Linked DNA regions of Homo sapiens: all the other regions are linked to region 1. The links are chromatin contacts, found by Hi-C or POLR2A ChIA-PET in ENCODE. All regions are on one chromosome and are shown on one strand. The core of a region is the stretch at or near the end of the contact, and the rest is flanking DNA. Distances in the headings are between cores, read along the strand shown. Region 1 holds the start of NRF1 (nuclear respiratory factor 1). Region 2 holds the start of CALU (calumenin). Region 3 holds the start of CEP41 (centrosomal protein 41). Region 4 holds the start of IRF5 (interferon regulatory factor 5). Region 5 holds the start of CPA2 (carboxypeptidase A2). Region 6 holds the start of TMEM209 (transmembrane protein 209). Region 7 holds the start of TNPO3 (transportin 3).

Region 1 (4,103 bases), core at 1,077-3,576:
GACTGCAGTGAGCTGTGTTTGCGCCACTGTATTCCAGTCTGGGAGATACAGTGAGACCCTGTCTCAAAAGTTAAAAAAAAGGTAGTACCTACCTTGTGGGCTCTACTTGATAATTAAATGAGAAAGAAGATAATGTGCATAAAGGCTTCCACTAGGGCCTGACGCATCGTGAGCGCTCAATAAACGTGGGGAGTACTGGGTGTGATGACAAAGGGTCTAATGCACCCAATCTTGGGAGATGAAAAAATGCTGCCTGGAGGCGATGGTATTAATGTTGGGATCTGAAAGAATGGTAAGAATTATTCAGGTGAGGATTCAAGTAAGTGCATAGATGGTGTAGAGAGAAATGAAGTTATGGGCAAAGGGAACAGCCCTTGCAACAGTTGTGAGGTGGCACAATTTCCAGGCTTAAATGACCTGAGAGCTTCCCAGTTTTGAGTGTAGCCTGAGAAATATCTGTGGCAGATGAGGTCAGAGATGGCAACAGGGATGAGATCACCAATGGCCCTGTAGCCACCTCAAAGAATTTTAGACTTTATCCTACGTGTTAATCAGATCTTTTTAAGAGTCTTAAACAGGGAAAAAACATGATTTTCTTTCTTGAAAGACCATTCAAGCTGTAGTGGATTTGGAGAGGGCAATTTCGGTGGCAGGGAGACCAAGAGGAGTCTACCGCAGTGTCTCTAGGAGAGATGACAGTAGCCTGAACCAGAGTAAGAACTGACAGGGAACAACAGTTTTAAAAATCTAATTGGGGCTGGGTGCAGTGGCTCACGGCTGTAATCCCAGCACTTTGGGAGGTTAAGGCAGGCAGATCACTTGAGCCTAGGAGTTCGAGACCAGCCCGGGCCAACAAGATGAAACCTCATCTCTACTAAAAATACAAAAATTAGCCGGGCGTGGTGGTGGGGACCTGTAGTCCCAGCTACTGGGGAGGCTGAGGTGGGAGGATCCTTGAGCCCAGAGAGGTCGAGGCTGCAGTGAACAATGATTGCACCACTGCCCTCCAGCCTAGGTAATAGAGTGAGAATCTGTCTCACAAACAAACACATCTAATTTAACATGGGGACTCCAGAGACAGAGGAAAGAGTAATGGATCATTTCCAGGTTTCTGGCTTGAGCACTTGGGTGGCTAGTGTTGGCACTCTCCTAGAAAACACTGGAGAAAAAGACATTCAATTTTTGGATATGTTGAATTTTGAGGTTAATAGAATCTTGAAAATTAAAGCTTCCTGATTTTGTTAATCCGTTTTCTGACACCCTTTAGCAATTCTTCAATGCAATGCTTTTCACATTATTATATGCATAAGAATCACCAGGGGTGTGGAGATGGGGATGTGAAAATGCAGGTTCCTAGGCAAACAAGCCAAGATTCTGGATACCAACTGGGTCCCAGGACTCAAAACAATCAGCCTGAGTAATTCTGATGGAGGGAGTCTCCTGACGACACTAAAAAAACAACAAAAACGACCCCTCTGCCGGGCATGGTGTCCTGTAATACCAGCACTTTGGGAGGCTGAGTCGGGAGGATCGCTTGGGCCCAGGAGTTCGAGACCAGCCTAGGCAACATAGGGTGACCACCCACCCCCGTTTCTAAAAGTAAAAAAAGACCCCTCGTGTGTCTCCACCGTTAGGTTGTTTTCCCACTGTCCACCCCTCCCTACTTCTCAGGCACCTGCTTGGGGGCCCCTATTGCTTCGAATAAGCTCCGTGGGAGCCAGGACTTTGTCTTGCTAACAGGTGCATCTTCAGCGCACTCAGAACAATATCTGGCACAGCACGAGACACCTAGAAATGTTCGCCGAACGATCGAATGGCTGAATACATTCATATGTTGCTTTGTACAAAAACTTGCTTTCAAATATCTGGGAAGAGTTAGAGATAGGAAAGCAGAGGTCATTTCAAAGAGAGAGAGTGAGGATACCACCGGGAAGGCAGCGCCGAAAAAACCAGAGGGGAACCACTTGCCGATCCCCCAGGCACAGTCTGGAGGTCCCAATTCCCGCGGTAGGGGGGCGAGAGATGCCACTCGTCTGATCAGCAACCATTTTGGGCCCGCTTGCGCCGCTTCTCCGGGGCGTCCGCGTTGTGCTCATCCAGTTGCTTTTGAGGTTCCGGCCCCCTCCAAACCTCTGAAGCGCTCCGTGCACGCGACGCGGCGGCGGGGTAAGCTGGAGCCCTCGCCGCGAGCCCTCTCCGCTGCCTGCCCGCAGCACAGCCGCGCCGACCTCCTCATCATGGCGGCGGCCGGGCGGGGAAGCCGGGCCGTGCGTCGCGTGCGTGCCCTCTCCCTCCCCTCCCCCTCCTCGGCGGCGGCGGCGGCGGCAGAAGCGGCAGCGCTCGCCATTGCCGCTGGTGGCAGGAGGCTGCGAGGAGCCGGCGCGGTCGCAGTCTCCACGGCGCAGGCCCACGGTAGCGCAGCCGCTCTGAGGTGAGTGCCCTACCGCGCAATCTCCAGCTATTTCAGCCCCGGCGCAGCCGCAACACGCCGCCCGCCCGCCGGCCGGCCGGCCCGCCCCGCAGCCGGCACCCTGCCGCCCCCGGCTCTGGGCCTGGGCCCCCGCCGGATTCGGCCCGCCTCGGGCGGGGGGCCCCGGCCCGGCCCAGCCAAACCGCCACCCCGAGGATGCGCAGGCCGCACTAGGCCCCAGGCGTCCTGGCGGGCTCGGGAGGGAGGCGCTGCCCTCCCGAGAGCCCCAGGGTTCCGGCCTCCTCCGCCGCCTGGGGCTCTCGGGGCCGCGGCCTTCTCCCCGCCGTGGAACCCGGGGCCCGGCCTTCCCGCAGCTCGGGAGCGGGAGGCGCGGGAGAGTGCGCCGGGCCCGGGAGCGGGAGGTGGGCGGGCTGCGCGGGACCGGAGCCGCGGCTCTCGGCTCGCCCCCTCGGCCCTTCCCGGCTCTCGTACGCGGGCGGGCGGGCGGGCGGCGCGGTGGGGCCGGGCTGGGGCGCGGGAGCCGCTGTCTCCTGCGGGAGAGGAGGCTGGCTCTTTGGGCGACCTCCGAAGCTTCCCTCCTGCCGGGGTGGCGTGGGCTTGTTACCCAGGTAGACTGGGGGACGCTGGAATATGGCGCGTTGCCCACCTTCTTGCAAGTTAGGAGGTGGCCGGGGCGGCAGTTCGAGGAGGAGGGCGCAAAGTCCTTTTGTACGCAGAAATAAGGAGCGACATTGTGTTTTCTTCCCCAGCTGAGATGTGCCCGCGGAGGGGCCGCGGTTCTTCCTGTGCCTGGGGTGGTGGTCCCCTGGGTGAGGGAGAGGGGGAGTGGCACGCCCCTCCGAAGGAACAGAACCTTTTGCCACTGGAAAGACAGGGGCTCTGAGATGGCCGTGTGCATGGTATTTTCCCATATCCCCAGACCTTTTCGGGTTTGTCATTGAATGTTGTGCACTCCATCGTGCAATGATGTCTGCTGCCTCTCTCACCTGTTGTGTCGTGGCTGCTGGTCCCAAAGTTTCTGCAGTGTATTTGGCTGTGCCCACCAGAACTTGAAGTTGTTTAAAAATCTTAATACTTGGGGGGCTTCCAGTGATATCTGCTCCAACCAGTTGGAGGAGCTGTTGCCTGCTCTCCATTCTTCTTAAGCATTAGATTAGAATATATTAATTGCTTATTTTAGAGCTGGTGTCAATCGTGCTGATTTCTTTATGTGGTCAGAGCAAAATTCACATTTTTTTAAGTGTTCAGAGACTGCGTATTGAGAGACGCATAAGGAGAAAGGTAGTGTGAGTGAGCCTGTCAGCTTGGGCAGTGTTGGGCAGAGCTTTTGTCCCGGGACATCATCTGTGCTCACAGTGATCCTTTTTCCCATTCCATCTCAGCCTAGCCTTTTAAAAAATTATTTTTCCTTTGGGCTTGACCAGTAAGTAATTGGGAAAGGGGGGTGCTGGAGTCTTGGAGATGCTGTTTGTGTGTGTGTGTGTGTTTGATTCATTAGTATCCCGACTCCCTAAAATTGTATTTGACAGTTCTTGACAGGTTACCCCGTAAGACAGTGAAAATATGACTAGTTCTCTCCGTGCATCTGAGTGTAATTTCCTTATTTTATGAGTCCGAAAGCAGACATAATTATCACATGCAATGTAGAATATTTATTCTTAACTTGGATCCT
Region 2 (4,103 bases), core at 1,158-3,657, 870 kb before region 1:
CTAAGCTCAGGACTTATTTCCACTTTTAAAATCTCTCTTGTGGCTGGGCACCGTGGCTCATGCCTGTAATCCCAGCACTTTGGGAGGCCGAGGCAGGCGGATCACTAGAGGTCAGGAGTTCGACATTGGCCTGACCAACATGGTGAAACCTTGTCTCTACTAAAAATACAAAAATTAGCCAGGCGTGGTGGCACATGCCTGTAATCCCAGTTACTTGGGAGGCTGAGGCAGGAGAATCACTTGAACCTAGGAGGCGGAGGTGCAGTGAGCCAAGGTCGCACCATTGCACTACAGCCTGGGCGACAAAAGCAAAACTCCATCTCAAAAAAAAAGAAAAACAAAACAAAACAAACAAACAAAAAAACTCTTGTATATAAAGGTTCATTTCCATTTCCCTTTCCCTTGCTAGGCCAGGCCCTTCTCCATTAGGGAACCTCAGGGTTGGAGGGCCCTATCTCTGGCACCCTCACTACCTGTTTAGCCTTTACTAGGACAATTCCAGGATGGATGGCGCACCATTAAGCTGAGTTCCTTGAGGACAGGGACGATGTCCTGTTTACTTTGGGTTCACCAGCACATAACACAGTGCCTGACCTTAAGGAGTTGTTATTTTTATTTTTTAAGAGAAAGGGTCTTGCTCTGTTGCCCAGGCTGGAGTGAAGTGGTACAGTCATAGTTCATTGCAGCCTCAACCTCCTGGGCTCAAGCAACTAGCTTGAACTACATGTGTGTGCCACCACACCCAGCTAATTTTTAGTTTTTGTTTTTTTGTAGAGATAGGGGGAGGAAGGGTCTCGTTATTTTGCCCAGGCTGGTCTCAAACTCCTGGCCTCAAGTGATCCTTAAGGAGGTATTTTAAAAACTGTTTTCGAAATAATGCCTCCTGAGGTAGCCTGTTTTATTGTTAATACCCATTAGATGGCTTCCCTGTAGGCACAAGCTTAGAAACTTTCCCAGGAAGACCCACAGTTCCCACTGTCTTCAGTTCAGGTTCCTCAAATTGACAAGATCTTCCATTACCTCTCCAAACTTACTATCCATGCTTTTCTTTCATTGTTTCCCCCCACCCCTTTTTTTAACCTTCCTCATTTGCTACCTGGCCTGAGAATTTACCTCCCACTCTGCCCTCCACTTGTCCTTATTCCTATTACTCTTCTTGCTGAATAGTCCATTTGGGACTTCCTTAGTCCAGCCTTAGTCATATCTTCCTCTGAAGCCTTCCCTGACTACCACCAAGGGTCACTGACACTCCTTTGAATGCCAGAAGGATTAGTTGTAAACCTTTCACGTTGACAGTAACTAGCTTGCTTTCATGAGCTTAACTGTTTCATGAGTTTACAACTTGTCTCAATTTGATTTTAAACTACAGAGGCTTTATGTGCTAAGAATGCCACAGGTTTACATTCCATTTGTGTTGAAGCTATAGTAGCCTTTATTTGATATTTGTTTTAATTTCATGACATGAAATTAAATTTTCAGGGACATGCAACGGGTTCGGCCCATTCCCTTCACTTAACATTACTGAGCTGGGCAGTAAGCTCAGAGTTGCAGATATAAAGATGAATAGACAGATACCTACCCAGGAGCTTACTCTAGAAGAGGACAGATGGATAAGCTACATTTTATAGCAGAATTTGGCAAAGTGTACTGAAGCTATAAACAGCTATGATGGTAAATAAGGTAAGAATTATGCTTAGTGAGGTCAGGGAAGGCTTCTAGAGCTAACATCTGAACTGGGACTTCTATTGGCAAGGCAGAAAATCAGGAAAACGCACTTATTCCTGGCAGAGGAAGCCTCTTGATCAAAAATCTTAAGAGATGAAAAAGGACCGGTTGTTAGGAAACAGATGATGGTGCCCAGAGCGCAAGATGAGGGGGAGTGTTGGGAGATGGAGCTAAAAGATACACTGGTGCCAAAGACTGAAGAGCCTCCTGTAGATAGCGCAGGGCGCAGCGCTGAAGGGAAAGAAAAAGTTGGGATTGTTCAATAAAGTTGGTGACTGATTCAGTCGGATTAATTCCGCCCTGGTGGTCTTGTGGGAATGAAGATAACTAGCAGGATAGTCTAAGAAGCCCTGTGGAAGCAGAGTCATGAGCTGTGAATGGGGACGTGGCGGCCACACGGCCGCGCCCACGCCACCCGCAGTACGGGGCTGGGGCTGGGGCTGGGGCTGGAGCCCGCCGTCCCAACAATCCCGGGGACGAGAGTTGGGCGGGAATCCGCTCCACGCAACTCGGCGCGGTCCCGGGGACGTGGCGCTTTCCAGCCAATCCCGGCTATGCGATTGTTAGACCAATGGCTACTCGGGGACGCTATGCGACAGCGGCGGGTTTGCTGATGATTGGTCGGGAGGCCGCCGGCGAGGCGGATGAGGGCGGGGTGCGGACCCGCTTCCGGTTGGGCGGTGCTTGCGCGCGTGAGCTGAGCCGGTGGGTGAGCGGCGGCCACGGCATCCTGTGCTGTGGGGGCTACGAGGAAAGGTAAGTACGGTGATGCCCAGCCCCTTCACCACTGCCTCATCTTTATTCGCTTTCTTTCTGTCCCCGGTCTTGTTCTTGGCGCGGCAGGGGACTGCCTCACTCGGTGCCGCTGTCTCTGCTGGCGCCCGGGTCCCAGGCCTGATGCTGCTGGAGATCCCGGGACCCTCTGTGTGCAGCCTGGGATGGAGGCCGCCGCCCGTCTTACCGCGCGCTCTGGGAAGGGGGCTGGTCCGGTGGAACTCTGTCCCGTTGGGTACTGTTCTGTGCCTGGTTTGCTGCGTCCTGGTCCTCCATCTCTAGGTCACGCCACTCACCGAGTCTCTGGCACCAGAGGGTCATTTTTTGCCTCCGGAAGGTCGGAGGGCATTTGGATAGTGTTATTGTAAGAGTTCCTTGCCGCCTCCACTCACCATCCTGCTTGTATCTGCCAGCTCCGCCCCAAGGCCACATCCCGACAGTAGGGTGCATCTGCCAAGGTCGTGTTCACTCACCTAAAGGGTGCAGAAACAAGGGGGGAGAGAACGAGTGACGACACTAGGTGATATCTATGATTTTAAAGAAAAGCTGAATGTTTAGAGCTTCCATATTTGGCTACGTACTTCAGTTAGCGACGGAAAATAGTTTTTAAAGCTTTATTGGGGAATTAATTTTTGTTACGTTTTTTGTTGCTTCTAGCCCCATATCCTACTGATTTTTAGCATGCTGCGGTCAGAAATAAACTTAATTCCCTATAGCTGCCGCGATTAAGCGTAGAGTGGCTTGCAGTTTCAAAAGCTGCTTTTGCATCAAGGCCCAAGCTCCGTGGGTCTCCTGCTAAAACTTTTGAGCCTGTGATCTGAATTCCTAAGTGTATAAAATTCTAGAATAGTGTCTTCGAGAATTGAGTTGCGTTCATTTTCTGGTGTGGACCATGAAGTCAACGTTAATGAATTGGGAATAAGGTGGCTTCTAGTTGTTTTTTGTTCTAGTAGCTTATTCAGCTTGGAGGCAGAGAACCTTGGAATCTCTGTTAAATTAGTCTGCCATAGAATGGAACTTGACACAAGACAAATGCAAGTTTGACCTCACTCAGTAGATTTAATTAACCAAATACCAAACGACAGTAATCACTGAAGAATTTATATAGTATAATCCAAATGAGGGACCAGATATAACCTCTAAGTTGTATTTGTCAAGAAAATGAGTTTGCCAAGACCTAATCTGAGGTTTTACTGTGATTGGGGGGTGGGGGGGTTCCAATAGGATTCTTTTGAGAATCACAAGTAGGAAAGCCATGAGCTCACAAAAATGTATTGAGTATGCCTGAGTGAATAGTACTCAATATAGCTTTGAAACCAACTCATTGTCACTCTCAATGTAATCATTGTTTGTTTTCATTCATCCAGTGATGTGTCAAGAAGTACTTATTGATAGCACTTAATATCCATTAGAGCAGTATTGGGATCTATATATTGGTGTTATTTTTTAAAATTTATTTATTTTAGAGTTGAGGGTCTCAGTATGTTGACCAGGTGGAGCCTTGAACTCCCATGCTCAAGCAGTCCTCCTGCCTCAGCCTCCCAAGTAGCTGAGACTAGAGGTATATAACACCACACCCTAGTACATTGGTGTTAACACAGATT
Region 3 (4,103 bases), core at 721-3,220, 830 kb after region 1:
GCAGATCCACTTATACCCAGATTTTCTTCTGCCTCTGTCACCCCTAAGGCAGCAAGACCAACCCCTCCTTTTCCTTGCCCCTTAGCAATGAAGACAATTAGGATGAAGATGTTTATGATGATACACTGCCACTTAATGAATAGTAAATATATTTTCTCTTCCTTATGATTTTCTTAATAATAATCTTTCCTCCAGCTTACTTTAAGAATTCAGTACATAATACATATGAGATACAAAATATGTTAATCAAGTGTTTCTGTTATCAGGAAGCCTTCCAGTCAATAGTAGGCTATTAGTAGTTAAGTTTTTTTGCAGGGGGGAGGGGAGTAAAAAGTTGTACATGGATTTTCTACTGGGGGTTATGAGTCTGCTGTAATTATTATTAACTATAGTCACCATGCTGTGCCAGAGATCTCAAAAACCATTCCTCCTGTTTAACTGTAACTTTGTGCCCTTGGATCAACATCTTCCCATTTCTGCCCTCCTTCCCCCCACCCTCCAGGCTCTGGTAACCACCATTTTATTCTCTACTTCTATGAGCTGGACTTTTTAAGATGCCACGTATAAGTGAGATCATGCAGCATTTAGACATTACCAATTGACCATGGCTCTCTTGCAGGGCTTAGACTCAGCCTTACAGCTTTCTCAGCCTAGTACCAGGCAGCCACCAAGAGATGAAACAGTTACAACTCCTATTTGGGATAAAGGCTAAGAACCTCAGCAAGGCAGAGAAAGCCTGGACTCCTACAGGGGCCTGTTCTGAGTTCACACACTCCTTACCTTCACTTGGGCTGTTCTACCCGGGATGATGCTTCACCTGGCTAATGAATGGCCTTGCCACCCCTTCCATCTCCACAACCCTTCTCTCACTCCCTCAGTTGAGTACTACCTATTTTCTCGTAACATCTTGCTCCCCGACCACACTGTACTCAAATTCTGTTCACAGGCTCCTTCACTAGACGCAATTTATTTATTGTTTATTTTTATTTTTTTGAGACAGAGTCGCTCTTATCACCCAGGCTGGAGTGCAATGGCACGATCTCGGCTCACTGGAACCTCCATCTCCTGGGTTCAAGCGATTCTCCTGCCTCAGCCTACCGAGTAGCTGGGATTACAGGCGCCTCACCACCACGCCCGGCTAATTTTTGTATTTTTAGTAGAGACGGGGTTTCGCCATGTTGGCCAGGCTGGTCTCAAACTTCTGACTTCGTGATCCGCCCGCCTCGGCCTCCCAAAGTGCTGGGATTACAGGCTGAGCCACCGCGCCTGGTCCACTATACGCAATTTATTAAAGGGCAGAGGCCTTGTCTTCTTTGTACGTCTAGCACCTACTGCACCGTGGAAGTTTCCAATAACGTTTGTTGAAACTGCCACAAATGCAGCAGGGGACTAGCGGTGAAACAGATGAAGAAACTGAAGGGTCCTATGGAGAGAGGGGTAAGCCTAATGTCCTATTTTGCCCGTTTTCCAAAGGTTTGGTCAGCTTACTCCTGCTCTTCCTGTATCCCCACAATCAGAGATGCTGGCTGGCTTTCAACACGTGCCATTAGTGTGCAGCGCTTCCTTTGTCTTTTCTGTTTTGTAACTGTCACTCCGAGACTGTAAGCCATTTGAGGGCAAGGGCTGTGTCTTTGGGTACTTCGCTCCTCGCAGTCACAAGTACTGGCGTGCGTACGCGGGGAGAGATCGCTCCTCAAAACGGGGTCCTGAACGCTGCCCCGCGGCCCCCAAGCCCGGCCCGCCCCGCCCCTGCATCCCGACCCCTCCTCACGCCGGCCCCTTCCCGCCTTCCGGGCGGCGGAAGTCGCTGGCTGCTCTTCCCTGCCCACATGAGCCTTTTCCGGTGCGCCCGCCCCCTCCGGCTCTCCGGCCGAGACCTGGCCCTCACCTCAGGGTTCCCAATGTGCCTCCGGAGGGACATATTTTCTCCAACCGACCACGTTCGGGGTTCTAGCCTCACGGGTTGCCTCTAACCCTAGCTTCCTACCCCCACAACCTTGTTCAGCCGCCTCCCTATACCCTCTTCTCCGATTGGCCCGTCTTCCCCGGCCGGCCAATGGGGGCCCCGTTTACTCTCTCATCTCAGGGTCGCAGAAGGGCAAGACGCCGCTCAATGGTTGCCAAGGGCAACGCGGGACGCCGGCTAGCGAGGCCTTTTGTTCTCTGGGCTGGGGCTCGCCGGCTCCAGCCTTAGGGCGGGAAGAGAGGCGCGGGGGGAGGGGAAGGCTGGCGCCTGCGCAAAGCCGGGGGCGGGGGCAGTGGCTTGAGAGCCGGGACAAAACACGAGTTTTAGCTAATGTGGAACCATAAATACAACACAAGACTCCCCATCCCCCAGCTCCGTTTTATGGCCGTTTCAACCAAACATCTGGGCTACTGATTCCACAACAGGGAATATTATATGGGCCAGGGTTGTTCAGCAGAAATGGGAGAGTATGGTTTATTATTTTCTGGTTAAGTTAATATGCGAATTATGCAAAATACATGGGTAAATACAGTAATTATCGGTGCTTTAAAAGCTTTTAGGCTAGCTATAGAGCGACATCCTTAATTGCAAAGCACACGCGCTATTCTGTGGTTCATCGTTCATTTAACAAATACTTAATAAGCACCTTATGAGAAAAGCTGCAGTAGGTCTTGTGGAGAATGGGAGGATGACTAGGACCCAATCCCGTCGTCATGGAAACCATTGTGACTCCTGCCACCAGCCACCACCTGTTCCCATTCCGGATCTGAAAATGAAGTCCTAGCACCTTTACAAAACAATTACACACACAGTTTGACTTGGCTCCTAAATGTCCCACCAAATCCATCAAAATTATTATTTCCTTTTACATGAAAGGAACAACACAGTAACCCTTTGTCCTTTGCTCTAAGTTGTTTTTCCAGGAATGGAGAAAGGTTACTCTGAGCAGTTCATACTCGCCAGTTGTCTGTTAGTGAATAATAGCACACATTTGAGCTACTTCAGGGTCTGTGAGATGACCCATTCAACAACATGGCCTCACATGCCCTTGTTCTCTTAGGCACTTCAGCAACCCAACCTTAGGGCTACACCTTGGATCATGTTGCCAGTCAGTGCTGCTTGACCAGAATTTTGAATTCTGGCCACAGCTGCTTCTTGGACTTTTCATGTCACTCTTTCATGTTTATTAAGTTTTGTCTTAATTTCCATAATCTTTGCCAGTTCTTTAACCCCTCTAAAATTCTCAGTCTCTCACTCCTCTGCTAAGGAAGGGTTTGAAGGCTGCAAAAAATTGGAAGGAGGCAGAGGGAAGAATGTTAATCTAGAAGCTTTTGCATAGCAAGCAGAAACTTCTAGATTCATTAGTATTTAGAATGTATGCTTACCTGGTGCACCTTGTGGGTAACCATAGAGATTATGGATAGAATAACGGGAAAGGAGAGAGGGAGATGATAGGGGACTACACTCAGAGGTGGTGAGAAAGACAGAAAAGGAGAGATTTAAAGACGTGTAGGTAAAATCAATAGTATACATGAGAAGAGGTAAGGGGTGCAAGGAATAGAAATTCATCAAAGATGGCTATAGTTTCTCTAACTTGAGGAACTGAGTAGATGGGCGATAATGCATTAATCAAGTTAAAGAACAACAGTCAAAAAGCCAAAACAGCAGAAAGTACAAGTAGGTCCAACAGTCCATTCAACTTCCATTCTTCAGTGTTTTGGCTCACTTCTTTGTACGGTTGTCTCTCTTTTGTTCCAGAGAACATCTGGTTTACTTGCCTCACTAGTCATCGTGGTTGTCACATTTGGACTGCACAGGAAGCATTATAGAGAGATTATAGAACCCGGCTGGTTCTTGGATCCAACTGACTGTGTGTCTGTGTGTCTGGGTGGGGTAATTTAAATACATGTTCCCTCCCCAATCCCTCAATTCTGATTCTGGCCGGCGGGTGGGGAGCGGGGGGTGTTGTGGTCCAAGGAGACTCTCCTTTAAAAGAGTCACCCCTTTCCTTCACATTTGGCCTCAATGGAATCCTTGGAAAGCTTAAAGCTATAAACCAAAAGACTTTTAACATCATGTATTTCTCTTTAGGATTCCTTTTGGATCCTGCTATGCCAAAACTGGATCAAAACGAACG
Region 4 (4,103 bases), core at 573-3,072, 670 kb before region 1:
GGATTACAAATGTGAGCCACCGTGCCTGGCCTAGCAATTTCATTTTTAAAGAAAGAAATATAAAACGATCTACCCATTCACATTTTCCCCATCCATACTTTAAATTTTAAAAATATGAAATAATGAAATACTCAGCAGATACAAATAATAAAATACTTATATATAATGATATTTCGACTTCATATTAGGGCTTCAAAGGTCAGGAAAGAGGGAGAGATACAGAAGAGAAAAAAAAAAAACGTTAACACATGAGTGTCTTTTTTTAACTTGTTAAAGGTAAAGTTCAACCCAGGAGAAGGGAGGGGAGGGAAGGTCAAAGTTCTGATTCATCAACAAATACTACTTTATTTGTTAAAAATACAAGGCTCTGCTTGGCGCAGTGGCTCCCGCCTGTAATCCCAGCACTTTGGGAGGCCAAGGCGGGTGGATCGCCTGAGGTCAGGAGCTCGAGACCAGCCTGGCCAACATGGTGAAACCCCGTCTCTACTTGGGAGGCTGAGGCAGGAGAATCGCTTGAACTGGGGAGGCAGAGGTTGCAGTGAGCTGAGATCGCACTGCTGCACTCCAGCCCGGGTGACAGAGCAAGACTCCATATCAAAAAATAAAATAAAATAAAATGAACAATGAAAAGACAGGAGGGAGGTTCCTGAGTAAGCTGATTCGAGTGGAAATCAGACATCAAAATTGAAACCCGCTGAATTTTCCAAAAAGCCAGATGCTCATAGAACTGAAGCTTGAGACACTTACATCAGTACACCTGCTGCCTGTTGACCAATTCCTCTTCCTTGTCCCTCCTGTTTTCCTTCCCTGCTATATAAGCCCCTAACTTTAGTCAAGGGGAGGGATGGATTGGAGGTTTGTCTCCCCTCTCAACAGCTCACTGGCTGATGTCACCGGAATAAAGTCTTCCCTGGCAATACTCGCTGTCTCAGTGATAGGCTTTCTGTGCGGTGAGCAGCCAGACCTGGACCAAACCCCTGGCAATCCATAACAAAATCATAAGCAAAATCAACCAGGAAGCTATTTGCACCCTGGAACCCCACCTGGGAGGGGAAGTCAAGGCAGACTTTCCAGAGAAGGCGATGCTGAAAATTTCAGAAACAGAAATTTTGAAGAGCAAGAGTTACCAAGCGAAGAACATTCCATGAGAAGGAACAGGAGGTGTGTGAAGGTGGAGGTTCTGGGGTGAGGTTCTTTATGGAATCGAAAACGGTTCAGAACCACAGGTCGACGGTCAAGGTAGTAGTGAGAGGAGGTGGGACAGGCGACCACGCCGCTGCCCCTGGGATGACTGGAAGGCGACTTAGGGGAGCTGGGGCGAGACAGGTGCAGGGTTTGAGGATGAGAAAGGCACAGAGTGACTAGAGGATTCCCGCCTGCAAGCACATCTGGAAGGGGTGTCTGGATCCTGGGGGCAGCGACTGTGTTCTAGGGCGAGAGCCACCCTCGCCAGGGGTGTAGGCAGGCGAGAGGAGGGCCTGGAGCTGTGGGTCGGCCACACTGCGCCCTCATTTGTGTGCAGCCCCGGAGGACCAGAGTGGGGAAGCACCCCACCCTCTCCCAGGGCCCAACTGAGCACTGCAGCGGGAGGTACGGGGTTGTCAAATGACAGTTTTGCCATTCCAGATTGCCAAAAGAGCCAGTGGCCAGTCTAGGGCACCGCGCCGTCTGGCATCTCCCTGGAGGCCCTGGGCCTGGCCCGAGGCTCAGCCCGGATCTGCAGTTGCCAGGTCAGTGCGGGGCCCGGAGTGGATTCGCGGGGCGGGGCGGGGCACTGCCCGCGCCCGGAGCTCAGCAGCAGCTGCCCAGGGGCGGGGGCGGCAAGACGCGGAAGTGCCCGGCAGGTTGGCGGACCGGCGGGAGGCGCAGCCTGGGCAGAGCTCAGCTTGGTCCCGCCGCCCGGCCGGTGCTCCCTGGCGCAGCCACGCAGGCGCACCGCAGACAGGTGGGTCCCGGCCGCCGCGCTCTCCTCTCTGCGTCCGCGCCCGGCGCGCCCCGAGGGTGGCGGGAGCGGTGCCGGCTACTGCCCCCAAGTCTAGGCCTAGACTGGGCCCCGCGCCCCCCAGGCACCTGCGGGCGGCGGGATGAAGACTGGAGTAGGGCGGGGTCCGCGTCCAGCTGCGCCTGGAAAGCGAGCTCGGGTGGGTGCCTACAGCAGGGTGCGCCCGGCCGGCCTGGGACTTCCAAAGCGCCTCCCACGCCCCGATCGGTTTGGGGTGCTGGCGCCCGGGGAGCCCAGTGACCCAGGCGGCGGAGTGGGCAGCGCTGCGGGGGGCGCCGGCTCTGCTGCTCTCCCTCCCCCTCGCCATCGCCCAGAATGGGGGTTCCCGGGAGCCCCGCTGGAGGCTGGCTTGGACCACAGAGGAGCGAGGCCCGATCCTTACTTTCGATGCACTCGCCCTTGCTCTTACCGGGCCACCCTCACCCTTTCGGAAAAGAGGTTGAGGTTAAAGCGTTCATCCCCCGGGATCTTCAGGCCAATGGCAGGAACTGTGCAAGAGTTTGGGGGAAGATGGTGTCAGGTAGAGGCTGCGTCCCTGGGCTCGCGGCCGGGAATGGCAGACTCTCGTCCCCCGAGCAGCGGAAAAGGATGGGGCGCAATAGTTCCTGGGCTGGTTTCCTCAGGTCCTGTCCCAGAACTTAAGAAGGCAACAATGAAGAGGCTAAACGTGGAGGAAAAGTGAGGCTAGCATGGCCGGGATGCGTGGGGAGATGGTTGTCTCCGGACCCCGGGAGGGGCGGGAGCGGGTACCTGGGAGCAGAGGCTGGAGTGGGGGACTTTCCCAGCCTCGCGGCCACGCTGAACACAGCAGGGCGAGGACCGGGGTGCTGCTCCTCCAGCAGCAGGAGGAGAGGTCCAGAGGCCGACTCTGGAGGTGGGGGTGGCTCCGCGGGCTGGCCCAGGGGGTGTGCCCCAGCGGAGCACGCGGGAGGGGTGGGGGCGGAGGGGAGGGGGGAGCAGGGGCGGAGGACTGGGCTGGGCCTGGGCTCCTCGAGGGCCCAGAATGGGGATAAGTGACCAGAACCAGAGAGGGCTCGGCTGTATCGATGTAGGAAACTGTAGCCCCTCAGGAGGCCCTCTGGCAAGACCTCCCCTTCCTGCCCCCACCCCCAGTAGTTATGGGGCCTGGGGTGCTGGGGCTGAGGGGTTCCAAGAGTCAAGGGAAGCACTGGGAAATCACCCCTTTTTATCTAAAGGCCCTACTTTGGGGTTTTTCCCCTGTACCCTGGTCTTCCCCTACCCTGACCCTGGGAGGAAGCTGAAAGAAGCTTCTTTCTGGGCACCTTTTGCCCCAGAGCCTCAGCCTGTCTGGACCAGGTGGGCAGCAGGGCCCAGGGTGTGGGCAGCTGACCCGGAGGGGTGGGATTTGGGGGTCAGGGCCTGTACAGGGAACCCCTTGTCCTCTCCCTGAGCTGGGTGTGGGTTTGCAAGGAGACATGTGACCCAGACCAACCCTGGGAGCAGCAGGGCGCCTGCTGTCTGGCCACTCTTACTAGGACTGCTGTGGCACTTCCTCCCCTAGTGGGTCCCTGGTGCCCATGAATTGCAGCTCCTGGGTGGTGGTGGGGGCACTGTCTCCTGGGACTCCAGCATGGCCCTGGGGTGAGCTGTGGGCTTACCCCACCTCAGCAGGTCCTCTAGGGCTGCCCACTGGATGCTTCGCTGCCTCACACAATTGTAGGGACTTCCTCAGGCTGTTGGATTTCCCCACCTTCCGGGGCTCAGGTCCATTGACTTAGGTCTAGGGCTCCATACATTTCACCCAGAGACTCCGGAGCCTGGCAGGCAGACCTGTTCTGACACCGAACTTCCAAAGTCATGGGCCTTGATTGGGGTGGTCTGAATTAGACCTAGCCCTTTTCTGGGCAGAAGGGAGCTTCTAGGAGGATGGATGCTGTTCGGGTTAGAGCTCGTGTGGACCTAGCTGCAGGCAAAAGCCTTGAGGCTGAGTCCCTTCTGTGGCATGGTGGACAGACTCTCGCTCATCACAGCCGGGCTTGTCACGGGAGCTCCTCCTCCACACCCCTCCCTAAGCTGCCTGTATGGACGCGGCCCTCTGACACTGAGGTCGGAGTTATCATTTCAAAACCTTGCTCTGTAT
Region 5 (4,103 bases), core at 782-3,281, 660 kb after region 1:
GCCATCCACAAGTCCAGATGTAGCATCCTAAATCTCGGTTTCCCCAAGAGGCTCATATTTGGCTCCCTGCTTAGAGGATCTCTGCCAGGCACCATCCTGCAAGGTTCACCATTTTCAGCATTGCCCTCATCAATCAGTTACCTGCTTAGAAACCTTCCAAGGCTCTCCATATCATCTGGTGTGTACTCCTCTGTTTGGATTGTGAGATCCTTTGCCCTCTAGCCCACCTTCTGGTATTTTACCTTCCCCACCACTCCCAGGTTCAAGTCTCTGCTCTGCTAGGCTAAGTTTCCTCCTTAACCCAGCTGTGTATCATGTGCTCTCCCCTGGTTCCCTGTCTAGCTTATATTTTCTTACCACCAGAAATCCAGGCTCTTTTCACATTTGCCTTGGCACAAAGGCTCAGCTCAAACTCCATTTTTTTTTTTTTTTTTTTGAGACGGAGTCTCACTCTGTTGCCTAGGCTGGAGCGCAGTGGTGCCATCTGGGCTCACTGCAAGCTCTGCCTCCCGGGTTCACACCATTCTCCTGCCTCAGCCTCCTGAGTAGCTGGGACTACAGGCTCCCGCCACCACACCCGGCTAACTTTTTGTATTTTTAGTAGAGACGGAGTTTCACCATGCTAGCCAGGATGGTCTCGATCTCCTGACCTCGTGATCCACCTGCCTTGGCCTCCCAAAGTGCTGGGATTACAGGCGTGAGCCACTGAGCCCAGCCTGAAACTTGATTTTTTCCAGGAAGCTTTTATTGATTCTCCAAGTACATACTTCCAGTTTATTGAACTACTGTTTATTTGATAGGTGCTGGAGACATGAGGATGAATTATGGCCTCTGCCTTTTGGTTTCTGTCTTCTCTCTGACTCCCAGGAGAATGAAAAACCAAGTTAATCCAGTCATTCTTAAAATCAGAAACACTGTGTATATACCTTTCCCCTTAAAGCAGATATTTGAGAATGCAAACCCAGAGATTTAAAGTGTGTGCTGATAAATTTGACACACAAAGGACAGACGAAAATTTCCTTGCTGCTTGTTGTGGTTGAGGCTTTCTAGGCTTAATATAACGTGTATGAACAACTAAAATTAAATAAACTATGGTTTCTAAAAATAAGCAGTTATATTTTCTTCTTAAGCAATGAAGAACAAAGTCAGATTAATGTAGATCTATGTTTATGAACAAGAAAAGATCACCTTTGTTTAAAGAACAGTATACGTGATATGGTCTAATCTTTGTTTAAGAAAAAAACTCGAAAGCAGAGAAAGAAATTTGGAAAGACATATGCCAAATGGTTTTCTTTGGATGGAAGAATTATTGATGGTTAAAGAAAACACTTTCTTTTAATTCACACTTTTTATAACAAGCAACTTCATTGTTGCTTGTTATAGGAAATGTCATCAGAAAGACATTTTCATTTTGGGAAAAAGCACAGAAAGAGGGATATCAATTTGGTGCAAATGCAGATGGATCACTTTCGAGAAAGTGCAAAATTGAATATTAAAAGGCCTTCTGTTTTGTTTTAATGTAGAGTGAGGATTGGAATGGGCCACATCTACAGGGACACTCAGCAGATGTGGACTGAGTGACTGCAGTGTTTCAAGGTAAACATTATAAAAATAAACAAATGAGCAAACTAATGGAATGTGATAGACAGGATGCCTGAGTAATTACTATAAATGCTCTGGCCTTTTTTTTGTGTGTGTGTCAGAGACCCAGAAAAGACTTTAACCTCTAGGTCTATTAATCTGGCTTCTATCACAGGGTAGCTAGTGGCGTTTTATGGTCTCAATCATAACTATATTGCCCTTGGTATGCTCTAGCAATTTTGTTCTCTTTCCATCAAAGTTTGTTATCTTATCCTAGGAATGGAACATGTACACATTGGTGATATCACACAGGTGGATGTCTACAACCTTGAGAATTTCACATGCAGGTGGGAATTTTCCCATGTGGGAATTCACGTGAGTTCTCAGAAGGCCAGCAGATCACCCTCAGCTGCCATCCCTACAAATAAAGTTCAGGAAGGACTCTGAATTCTGGACTCCAGGAAAACCCATGGCCATGAGGTTGATCCTGTTTTTTGGTGCCCTTTTTGGGCATATCTACTGTCTAGAAACATTTGTGGGGTAAGTTATGCTTTCTGGTGCTTCTTTGAATTTTACTTACCTGATTGATGGAGGCTTTGATTGTTACAGAGTAAATGGGTATAAGTGTTCAGTGTTTTCAGAGAAGTTCTCTTAGATTTGGGGATAAGTCAATAGTGTGAAAAAAAGGAGTGGATGATCAAAAAGGAGGTGAATGACATTTAAAGGAAAAGACAAAAGTGAAAACTGAACACACATAACCCTATTTCTCTCTGTCCTTACTCATTTTTCCCTCCAGTGATCAGACTGTAGGGATGATAGACATCAGGGAAAATACAGCTGTGTGGCCATTTGTTCCAGGCAACTCAGCGGGTGTCAATGCTACTCTCCCACCTCCTCCTGCTCTTCTGGGCTTTACCATCCACGTTAGCCCTTGTGCCCTAACCCCCGATCTTTAGATTCAGCACCTAGGTGGTGGAACCTCATGAAGTAGAAAGGCCAGGGCTATAGATTTCAGCTCAACTCCTCCTCTCCTGGCTTTGGAGGACTCATCTTTGCTCCAAAGTACTTTGCTTCATGATTCTATGAAGGGTTTCAGGCAGCATTTTTTGAAGAGTGGTCCAGGGAGCTAAGAAAGCAATCAAATAAGTTTGGTCCCAAAAAGCCACTGGTCAAATAAATGTGGGAATCAGAGGATTAAACAAACTATAGGATTTCTAGGAGCCTTGGCTAAATCAGTGTGCATTATAAATCTATAAGAGGGGATCTAGGTTGCAGCATGTACTCTTTTTTTTAATCATAAACTACCTACTGCTCCCAGCTTGCCCTTTCTTTCTTTCTCTTTCTCTTTCTTTCTTTCTTTCTCTTTCTTTCTTTCTTTCTTTCTTTCTTTCTTTCTTTCTTTCTTTCTTTCTTTCTTTCTTTCACTGAGTAACTCAAAGAACTACTATTCTTTAGAACACACACCAGGAAATATGACCCTGTTGTATTACTTTTCTCAGTGCCTTCCCATTTTAAAGGAGGACTCCTGGGAGTCCATGCATTAACCGAAAATAATGAGACTTAAATGGAAGAATTTTCAGACCATTTGTGGCAGGTGAGCCTCGAAGAGCTCACATTCCATCACTTCTGTATTCCACTGGAGTTCGTAGGAAATTGCATGGAGCTTGGTTTCAGAAGACCCATATTCTGGTCCCTGTACATGGCTCATTGTATTGATTCCTTCCCCACTGCACAAACAGTTGGGGCAGTGACTTAGGAAGTCTGCCTACGTGGAGAAAGGCTAGAAGGGGAAACTCTGTCACCAAGGGAACTCTTCCTAAAGAGATGTGCTTGATTGTTTTGAGATTTCTCTTTCCTGTTCATCCTTCATTCCCTATTAAGGGGGTGTGTGTGTGTGTGTGTGTGTGTGTGTGTGTGTGTGTGTTTGTAAAGAGAGGCACGGCACATAATTTGTCAGGGTCCCAACTATCTCTGGCCATGCCCCATGTTTGGGCCCCATGAATGGGGTCTGGGGATGGAACCTTGATACATTTTCAGTTGACAAAATCAAAGAACAAACAAAACCCCCAAAACCATTAAAAACAAAATCTTAGGACTACCCACATATGAATTGTTTCCTCTTACAAGCACCAAATTATTCCACTTTTTAAAAACTTACTTCTGAACAACAGGAACAGGCAAGTATTAAAAGCTATAACACTCCACAAGCAGCAGGTTTTATTTGACTCATTAGCTATGGGAAAGGTAACTTTAATGGCAGGCTTCCTGCTAGGAGCAGGTACACCTATTCATTATTATTTAGATAACATTTCCTGGGAGGAAATAACGCCATTCTATCACCTTCTCATTCTGGCGATGTGGGTTTAGTATACTATTTATTAGTTTCTGGATTGTCACAGAGATTATTGACTGTTGCATTAATCTGTTATACGCAGAGACTAACAGGTGCAGAAAGCAACAGGAAACAGTGTCCAGGTTTTGCTTTTAAGGTCATATTTGTGGTTAATTTTCTTTAGAGACCA
Region 6 (4,103 bases), core at 1,170-3,669, 590 kb after region 1:
GCTGAGGCAGGAGAATTGCTTGAACCTGGGAGGTGGAGGTTGCAGTGAGCTGAGATTGTGCCACTGTACTCCAGCCTGGGTGACAGAGTGAGACTCCTTCTCAAAAAAAAAAAAAATTATGTGTAGGTAATTTACTAGTGAGTTTCAAAATAGCACTAATCCTAGCAACCCTGTACAATAAATATTTTCACCTTCATTTTAAATATAAACCAACATTATTCAGAAGCCAAGTGACTCTTACAAGAGTAGAGAGTTAGTTAGTGAAGCCATGATTCTAACTGAGGTCTGCTGATTGCAAATCCCTTGCTCTCCCAACTTGGCACACTATCTCCCTGTGAAAGACTTTAATGTGTATAGACTATGAAATTTACTTTAACATCCATAAAGACTCTTTATACCCAATGACTATGGAAGAGCAGACAAGAAGAGAGGAAAGAATGTGAAAACTGAGGAAGGCATCAATGGAGCAGAAATCTGGGCTGGTCTTGAAAAGTAAAAAGGTAGAGACACAGAAAGCGCATTTCAGGAGAGTAATAAAAACAAATCTCACTAACCTCTAAACTTATTTTTCTTCACAGAACTCATAATTACCTGAAGTGTTATTAATCTGATTGTCTAACAGAATGTTCCTTTCATAATAGCAGGGATTTACCTTGCTCCCTTTCTGCTGTATTCCCAGTTTTTACAACCCAGCAGGCAGTCAAATACTTGTTGAATAAGGAAATGTATACTAAGCTGAATTAAACCTGAAGGCAGTTTTTTATTGGTAAATGTAAGTTACAGTGAAAATTACTTACTTACCAATATACCAGAGGGGCCAGTATGTCACATTGTAGTATGAACTAATCAATTTTCCAGTCCTGAAAAAAAATTAGAAAGGCTTTCCAGTGAACCTAAAAACACCAAAAATCAAAAACAAACACAAAAACCTGTGGAACCAGCCACTGGCTTCTTAAAGTTTCACTTTTTTTGGACTGATTCACTTACATTTCAGTATATATCATTCCAGCCATAGATACATTTAGGAGTCCCCAGGCTAAGACCACTTTCCTAGCCTCTGTTTCTTTTCTCATCTTGATGGTTCTGTCAATAAGGGAAGCACTAGGGTGTGCCTCCCCCTGCATCTATGAAAAAACAAAAAGCACAGGAATTAACCAGAAGAAACTATTGCTCCATTTAAAAACCAAATTTTGCATCCCTTATAAAGGTAACTGAAACCGCATATACCTTCTCTCATCTTTAAAATGTTTTATCAAAACTTCTTCCATTTTAATATCAGTATATGAAAAGGGAACCCAAAATTATATGTAACTTAATTGGCATCACAGTGTAATCAACAGAGAAGTGGCTGGTTATTTATCTATTTATTTGTTTTGAGACGGAGTCTTGCTGTCTCCCAGGCTAGAATGCAGTGGCGCGATCTCGACTCACTGCAACCTCCGCCTCCCGGGTTCAAGCGATTCTCCTGCCTCAGACTCCCGAGTAGCTGGGATTACAGACGCCCGCCACCGCGTCCGACTGATTTTTGTATTTTTAGTAGAGACGGGATTTCAACATTTTGGCCAGGCTGGTCTCGAACTCCTGACCTTGTGATCCACCCGCCTCGGCCTCCCAAAGTGTTGGGATTACAGGCGTGAGCCACCGCGCCCAGCCGTGGCTGGTTATTTAAGAACAATTTAATACTTCCAATACATAAAAATGTCTTATTTTGTAATTTAAGGGTTATGTCTAGAAATACTTTGTATTTTGTCTTTGGGGTATGTTACACGGACTAGGCAAAAGGCTAACTTCAGAAACTCAAAATGTCAAGTTTTGGGAGACTATATTCCATATCTGCTGTAAGTCATAAAGACTGTTGTACATCCTCATGCAGACGCCATTACTATCTCAACAACTCTGCACTTGGACAGCTGTACTCCAGGGCTCTCCCTTTTGTGTGTGGATAAAGGACAAGGATCCAAGTTTTAGAAGGGCACGTACTTATGATGGGGTGGTGAGCGGAGTAAGAGGGAGAGAGGGGAAAACGTGCATTGTTTTGGTCCACATTTGGGATTTATAATTCCTCCTTTCTTCAGCTAGGCTCAACTCTTACAGACCGTGCAAAACTTGTTCCAGCGACAAGCAGTCGTATCCCACAGAGGACAGAGCAATAGCTTTCGCGCCACTCAGCCCCCGCGTCCCAATTTCCCAGTCCAGAGCTTCCCTCCCCGGCTCCTGGGCACGAACTTCAGCAACCCTATTGCTTCTTTCTTCCCTTCCCCTAGAGAGGCGGAACGCCTAGCCACATCCCCCTTGGCTGAACCCAGGACAGATCAGCAGGCGCGGAACTCCCACAACCCGCGTAGATTCCAAGACAGGAAGCACAAACACGACCCCGAAAACGCACCATGTCCTCTGGCCGGAAAACGCAGGCTCGCGCCACTCTCTCTGGGCATGCGCAAAGCCAAGCTCAAGCGGGAGGCCACCGGCAAGCGGCTCTAAAGTTACCGGAAGAACTAGGTAGTCTCTTCTCGCGAGAAAGGGAGGGGTCGCAGGCCCAGGCGCTCGGAGCGTTACCAGGGAAACAGGTCTCGGTTTTGCGGCTCCCACTCAGCTGCGGGAGAAAGCTAAGCAGCAAAATTCAGACCAGGCTCTGAACCCGCAGTAAAAAGTAATAATTGTAACAAGCTGAATTTTGTATCTATTAATATAATTTTAGCTTCCCTAGGGCATTTATGGACTCACATGTGTAAACTGATTAAGTAGGGCGGCTCACCGTAGGATAGAGTGGCGTGATAAAGTGGCCAGACACCATCAGTGACAAAGCATTTCTTTCCCCTGTGTTAAAGTATCTATGTCAAGAGTCCTGACCCCATGTAATTTTTTTTTTGGTAGAGACAGGGTTTCGCCATGTTGGCCAGTCTGGTCTCGATTTCCTAACCTCAAGGGATCCGCCCGCCTCAGCCTCCCAAACGCCTGCTGGCCTCCCACCGCCTTTTGGGATTACAGGCGTGGCCCACCGCGCCCGGCCTAAATTCTTAATCTGTTTAATAGGGTGCAGCAATAACAAGCACACCCAAAATTTGTTTTATTGAAGTTGCTAGTGGTTTTGAGGTTAAAAATAATAACACATTTTCGTATGTATTTTTTGGAAGAGCTGCTCATCCTGAGGAAAAGGTTGAGCTTTGTTTTATTTAGCACAAATACCTACAAGTGTGCCGCTGAGCCAGGCGCACGGATATAGAAAATAAGACCTTCCTGGTTATTACCCAGAGGAGCTCAACCCCAGCGGAGGCCCACAGATGCATTTCGGTGGCAGGTGAGGTGGATGCAGTGCTCCCCAAGGAGGCGCATCCAGCCCAGCCCCAGCTCTCGCGAGCTTCCTGGAGGAGATGACGCGTTAGAGTCCACAGCCAGAAACCCAGGGCCTGGGGACTTGTTCTGAAGTGTGCCTCCTAATAAAAACATTAAGCCATGCCACAGTAAGCTAGTGGATTACATCATGTATGTCCAATGGCCAAAGTTTTTCCTAAAATGATCCTAAGATTAATACCACGTGGTATTGTATATTAATGAAAATCGGCAGGTATGCTGTGCTCTTGAAGAGCTGTTAAGTTTTATCATTTTTAGATTGCTTTAGCAGCAATGTTGTTTTGCTCTAGTTTTAGATTTAGAGATGAACTAACTGGAAAATTGTTCAAAGTGAAAGGGCTCAAGGTGCAATCAAAATTAGAATACCGGCCGGGCGCGGTGGCTCACGCCTGTAATCCCAACACTTTGGGAGGCCGAGGCGGGCGGATCACGAGGTCAGGAGATGGAGACCAGCCTGGCCAAGACGCTGAAACCCTGTCTCTACTAAAAAGACAAAAAATTAGTAGGGCGTGGTGGCATGCGCCTGTAATCCCAATTACTCTGGAGGCTGAGGCAGGAGAATCACTTGAGCCTGGGAAGCCGAGGTTGCGGTGAGCCAAGATGGTGCCACTGCATTCCAGTCTGGGCGACAGAGTGAGACCCTGCTAAAAAAAAAAAAAAAAAAAATTAGAATACCGGTTTCCCACCCCCTCCATATGTGACTCTTTCCTAAGAAGAAATTGTATGCATTTGATGTAGTTCATAGTAGTTCA
Region 7 (4,103 bases), core at 735-3,234, 560 kb before region 1:
CAGCCTGGCCAACATGGCGAAACCCCGTTTCTACTAAAAAATACAAAAATTAGCTGGGTGTGGTGGCGTGTGCCTGTAATCCCAGCTACTCAGGAGGCTGAGACAGGAGAATCACTTGAACCTGGGAGGAGGAGGTTGCAGTGTGCCGAGATAGCACCACTGCACTCCTCCAGCCTGGGCAACAGAGCCAGACTCTGTCTCAAGAAAAAAAAAAAAAAATTAGTCGGGTGTCAGGGCAGGCACCTGTAATCCCAGCTACTCGGGAGGCTGAGGCAGGAGAATCTCTTGAACCCGGGAGGAGGAGGTTGCAGTGAGCTGAGATGGGACCACTGCACTCCAGCCTGGGCGACAAAGCGAGACTCTGTCTCAAAAAAAAAAAAAAAAAAAAGGCAAAGTTGCTCCATACCAAGACCAGATTTTTAAAAAGTCAAAGTTGCAAATTTTTAAATATTATGCACTTGCAGCCTAGGAGCTGATTTAATAAGGCAGAGCACCTTTAAGTATCAGTTATGAGTTAAAATAAAGGGAAGGGGGCCAAAAAAAATATGGTTGTGAGTATAAAATGCAAAAATAAAGGTAAAGGTGAGTATTTTGTCAGCCTGTAAAAAAAGCCTCTTTAGTTTTCAAAGTACTTAATTTTTAAAGTACATCCTACATTAGAACCTAAGTCAGCCAGATAACCAAGAATACACATTTACACAGAAATGAAGCACAGCAAAGGTGTGAAAATTAGGGCAGGAAGCATAAAACATGAATCAAAGAATGCAGAAATACAACAGATATAAGCTACAATTAAATATCTCACCGGATGCACACACAGTTTTATATGGAATAATCAAAGCAGCAGTGATACCCATCTTATAAATAAAAATCTAAAAGCCAGAGAAATAACAAGGTTAGAGGATTAATATGAAACAAAATGAGAACTCCAAAGATTTTCTGAAAGCAGAATTACTGTTTTTTCTTCATATTATGTTGCCACTCCAAAGCAAGGGGAAAACTCGCATGAGTAAGAATCTAGAAACCTGAGAAGTTTCGAGAAGAACAGACTCAAACTGGAGTGAAAATAGGCAAAAAGAGTGAGGCATAAGGCTACGACTGGGAGCAAAATGCCAGATGCAAGTCTTGGACACGGAGGGGAGACGAATAAAGCCTTCTTAAGCGGAAGGTGGAGAAACACTGGGGTTGGATTTGGTGGGAGGAAGACAAAACGGAAAAGCACGGCCCAAGAAGCAACGGCAAAGGGAGAACTTAAACAAGATTAGATTGATGCCACAATCGAAGAGTATAAGACCTACAAATCAGATTCTGCCGGGTGGGGAAAGGGCCAGTTCGCGACCGATCAGGTGCGACTAGTTTCCCAAAAGCGGCAAAGATGTAGCTTCGCAGCCCCACCCCACGACAGCAGCTCCTCCCCAAGGAGGACCTCACGAGGTCAACTGCCGGGCTCAGGTTCTCCCCCGGAGCCTAGGTTCCACCCCGCCCCGGCCGTGCGGCACAGAACTGCCTCTCTGGGCCCCTCACCGAACGCTGCAGCTCCCCAAGCCAAAAAGAGGCGCGCTCCTTTCCGCTGGGATCTGGGTCGTGGTAAAGCGCCTGCACTGCCTGGTACACGAGCTGCAATGTCGGCTTTGCTCCTTCCATGGTGGTGGCGGTAGTGGCGGTAGCGACGGCTCTGATTCTTCTCCGGAGGATTCCTCGGTTGCTCCGCCTTCGCGCTTCCTCACTGTCTGGGCCACGGCCGCTCCCTGACTGGCGCCATCTCCTCCTCTTTGGCCGTTACCAGGGCAGAAGGCTCTCCGTGGAAGTTGCCCCCTCGGAAACAGCTATTAGGTCGTATTCAGGTTCCTGGCCTTTTTTCCGGTTTTTCCACTTGATTCTAGACTCTTGAGTCCACAGATTCTGGCGCTCCCGTCTTCAGTCGCTGACTTGCCCTCAGAAGCCTATCTTGGGAGGCCACACACCAGTGTACCTAAGGTTCGTTTACCCGGACCGGAAGCGACAGCACCGATACCTTTGGCACACTTCCGCCTGGTACACTACAAACGGCCTCCTTCCCGGCACGCCTCCTCTTGTCTCCCCGCCCCCTCCCGGAAGTAACCCTGCCGGGCCAGGAGCCGGGAAGAAGAGCCGGTGTTCTCTCTGTTCCTCGCTAGCAGCTTGGGACATTAGCGCCGAGATGTGCCCCATATCTGAGCTGCCTTCAGCTCCTTGGAAACGGATCCAGGTTTTTCCTACCCCTTCCGACTGCCCCATCCCTCTCCAGAGAATCCTTTTCTGCCCTGGTGATCAAGGCGCGTCAATTCAACTCTCCCTAGAGTGGCCACAGTACTGGAGATCCAAAGATGACTTAAGACATGGTACCTACGCTGGCTCTAGTGGAGGAGACAGACACGTAGTCAACTGAACTATTTTACAAACCTGAAATATGTGCCACATTGAGATAAATCCAAAATGCCTAGAATCTTTGTTCAGCTCCCCTTTACTTAGTTCTTAAGCCCAAAAGAGGTCTTCATTCTGCTTACAGCTCCTGGTGCTCTAACTCCAGAGCATTTTGCATACATCTTTAGGGTTATTCTCACATTGAACTGTATTTTTGTGAATGCCTTTCTGTCCGAATCCAATACCAGTGGTCTAACAATTCACAAAAGAAAACAGAAATATTGGAAACTGTACTATGGAGAAATTAGGGACAAAAGGTAACAGTATATTGATATTAACATTGCTGCTAGTCCTTTGCACTAGTAAATAACTGCTATTTGATAAATGATCACAATGTGTAAAACACTGTAGTTACAAGATCTCATTTAATCCGCCTAACAACCTTGCCAAGTATTAATAAAACCCGTTTTAGGCGCTGACACTGACCTACAGCGCCTCAGCTCCAGCGCCATGGCGCCCTCCAGGAAGTTCTTCGTGGGGAGGAACTGGAAGATGAACGGGCGGAAGAAATGTCTGGGGGAGCTCATCGGCACTCAGAACGCGGCCACTGTGCCTGCCGACACCAAGGTGATTTGTGCTCTCGCCACTGCGTATAACGAGTTGGCCCGGCAGAAGCTAGCTCCCAAGATTGCTGTGGCTCCGCAGAACTGCTACAAAGTGACTAATGGGGCCTTTACTGGGGAGATCAGCCCTGGCATGGTCAAAGACTTAGGAGTCACGTGGGTGGTGTGGTCCTGGGGCACTCAGAAGGCGTGTCTTTGGGGAGTCAGATGAGCTGATTGGGCAGAAAAGTGGCCCATGCTCTGGCAGAGAGACTCGGAGTAATCGCCTGCATTGGGGAGAAGCTAGATGAAAGGGAAGCTGGCATCACTGAGAAGGTTGTTTTTGAGCAGACAAAGGTCATCGCAGATAATGTGAAGGACTGGAGCAAGGTCATCTTGGCCTATGATCCCGTGTGGGCCACTGGTACTGGCAAGACTGCAACACCCCAACAGGCCCAGGAGGTACACAAGAAGCTCCGAGGATGGCTTAAGTCCAACATCTCTGATGCAGTGGCTCAGAGCACTGGTATCATTTATGGAGGCTCTGTGACCAAGGCAACCTGCAAGGAGCTGGCCAGCCAGCCTGACGTGGCTGCCTTCCTCATGAGTGGTGTTTCCCTCAAGCCCGAATTCGTAGACATCATCAATGCCAAACAATGAGCCCCATCCGTCTTCCCTACCCTTCCTGCCAACCCAGGAACTAAGCAGCCCAGAAGCTGAGTGACTGCCCCTCCCCTGCACATGCTTCTGATGGTGTCATCTGCACCCTATTGTGGCCTCATCCAAACTGTATCTTCCTTTACTATGTATACCTTCACCGTGTAATGGTCGGGACCAGACCAATCCCTTCTCCACTTACTGTAATTGTTGGAACTAAATGTCACCAATGTGGCTTCTCCTTGGCTGAGAGGTGAAAGGGATGGAATTTGCTCCTGGGTCCCCTAGGCCCTAGTGAGGGGAGGAGAGAGAACCCATCCTCTCCCTTCTTACACTGTGAGGCCAAGCAGAAGCCAGGGGTGCTGCCCTCTCCCACGGTGCCAACGCCTTTGTGTGTTGTGTATGTGAGCCATCCCACATGTGAGGGAAATAAACCCCTGGCACTTAAAAAACAAACAAAAA

The links. Hi-C counts contacts between places; a loop is a spot of excess contacts on that map. ChIA-PET counts read pairs that join two places held with the same protein, here RNA polymerase II (POLR2A). Pooled maps may share reads with other maps.
Region 2: a loop to region 1 is called in a map of naive thymus-derived CD4-positive, alpha-beta T cell, with 18 times the contacts of the local background. The contact joins the promoter of CALU here to the promoter of NRF1 in region 1. A Hi-C loop is called at or near these places in 1 of 168 maps with a recorded cell type or tissue (naive thymus-derived CD4-positive, alpha-beta T cell), 1 of 37 single-sample maps with no recorded cell type and 8 of 50 pooled maps.
Region 3: a map of ascending aorta shows a loop between it and region 1 (18-fold over the local background). The contact joins the promoter of CEP41 here to the promoter of NRF1 in region 1. A Hi-C loop is called at or near these places in 3 of 168 maps with a recorded cell type or tissue (CD4-positive, alpha-beta T cell, ascending aorta and naive thymus-derived CD4-positive, alpha-beta T cell) and 11 of 50 pooled maps. POLR2A ChIA-PET finds 5 or more read pairs at or near these places in 2 of 52 experiments (Panc1 and activated T-cell).
Region 4: a loop to region 1 is called in a map of GM12878, with 4 times the contacts of the local background. The contact joins the promoter of IRF5 here to the promoter of NRF1 in region 1. A Hi-C loop is called at or near these places in 1 of 168 maps with a recorded cell type or tissue (GM12878), 1 of 37 single-sample maps with no recorded cell type and 7 of 50 pooled maps.
Region 5: POLR2A ChIA-PET joins it to region 1 with 12 read pairs in IMR-90. The contact joins the promoter of CPA2 here to the promoter of NRF1 in region 1. POLR2A ChIA-PET finds 5 or more read pairs at or near these places in 2 of 52 experiments (IMR-90 and PC-9).
Region 6: a loop to region 1 is called in a map of CD8-positive, alpha-beta T cell, with 4 times the contacts of the local background. The contact joins the promoter of TMEM209 here to the promoter of NRF1 in region 1. A Hi-C loop is called at or near these places in 5 of 168 maps with a recorded cell type or tissue (CD4-positive, alpha-beta T cell, CD8-positive, alpha-beta T cell and naive thymus-derived CD4-positive, alpha-beta T cell), 1 of 37 single-sample maps with no recorded cell type and 17 of 50 pooled maps. POLR2A ChIA-PET finds 5 or more read pairs at or near these places in 1 of 52 experiments (CD4-positive, alpha-beta memory T cell).
Region 7: a map of CD8-positive, alpha-beta T cell shows a loop between it and region 1 (7-fold over the local background). The contact joins the promoter of TNPO3 here to the promoter of NRF1 in region 1. A Hi-C loop is called at or near these places in 4 of 168 maps with a recorded cell type or tissue (CD4-positive, alpha-beta T cell, CD8-positive, alpha-beta T cell and head of caudate nucleus) and 15 of 50 pooled maps.

Annotation. Positions count from the first base shown.
Region 1 is chr7:129,609,394-129,613,496 of GRCh38, forward strand. It overlaps NRF1 (nuclear respiratory factor 1), which reads left to right and starts at 2,327. Exons shown (of 11, transcript NM_005011.5): 1 at 2,327-2,431. RefSeq lists enhancers at 1,745-1,794, 3,475-3,614 and a silencer at 2,185-3,174.
Region 2 is chr7:128,736,952-128,741,054 of GRCh38, forward strand. CALU (calumenin) reads left to right here and starts at 2,408. Exons shown (of 7, transcript NM_001219.5): 1 at 2,408-2,481. RefSeq lists silencers at 2,015-2,154, 2,225-2,364 and an enhancer at 2,645-2,744.
Region 3 is chr7:130,439,046-130,443,148 of GRCh38, forward strand. It overlaps CEP41 (centrosomal protein 41), which reads right to left and starts at 1,971. Exons shown (of 11, transcript NM_018718.3): 1 at 1,889-1,971. The coding sequence starts at 1,921. It overlaps LOC105375505 (a long non-coding RNA gene), which reads left to right and starts at 2,709. Exons shown (of 3, transcript XR_927973.3): 1 at 2,709-3,643; 2 at 3,725-3,844; 3 at 4,058-4,103. RefSeq lists an enhancer at 1,657-2,411.
Region 4 is chr7:128,936,105-128,940,207 of GRCh38, forward strand. IRF5 (interferon regulatory factor 5) reads left to right here and starts at 1,823. Exons shown (of 9, transcript NM_001098629.3): 1 at 1,823-1,945. RefSeq lists enhancers at 151-445, 2,113-2,696, 2,730-2,799 and a silencer at 1,690-2,449.
Region 5 is chr7:130,264,832-130,268,934 of GRCh38, forward strand. CPA2 (carboxypeptidase A2) reads left to right here and starts at 2,032. Exons shown (of 11, transcript NM_001869.3): 1 at 2,032-2,121; 2 at 4,098-4,103. The coding sequence starts at 2,051.
Region 6 is chr7:130,202,987-130,207,089 of GRCh38, forward strand. TMEM209 (transmembrane protein 209) reads right to left here and starts at 2,420. Exons shown (of 15, transcript NM_032842.4): 1 at 2,387-2,420; 2 at 988-1,124; 3 at 802-860. The coding sequence starts at 2,389. It also overlaps a transcript of SSMEM1 not described here. RefSeq lists a silencer at 903-1,197 and enhancers at 1,859-2,658, 2,335-2,514, 2,575-2,684.
Region 7 is chr7:129,053,127-129,057,229 of GRCh38, forward strand. It overlaps TNPO3 (transportin 3), which reads right to left and starts at 1,985. Exons shown (of 23, transcript NM_012470.4): 1 at 1,525-1,985. The coding sequence starts at 1,644. It also overlaps the pseudogene TPI1P2. RefSeq lists enhancers at 1,518-2,017, 2,829-3,123 and a silencer at 2,829-3,123.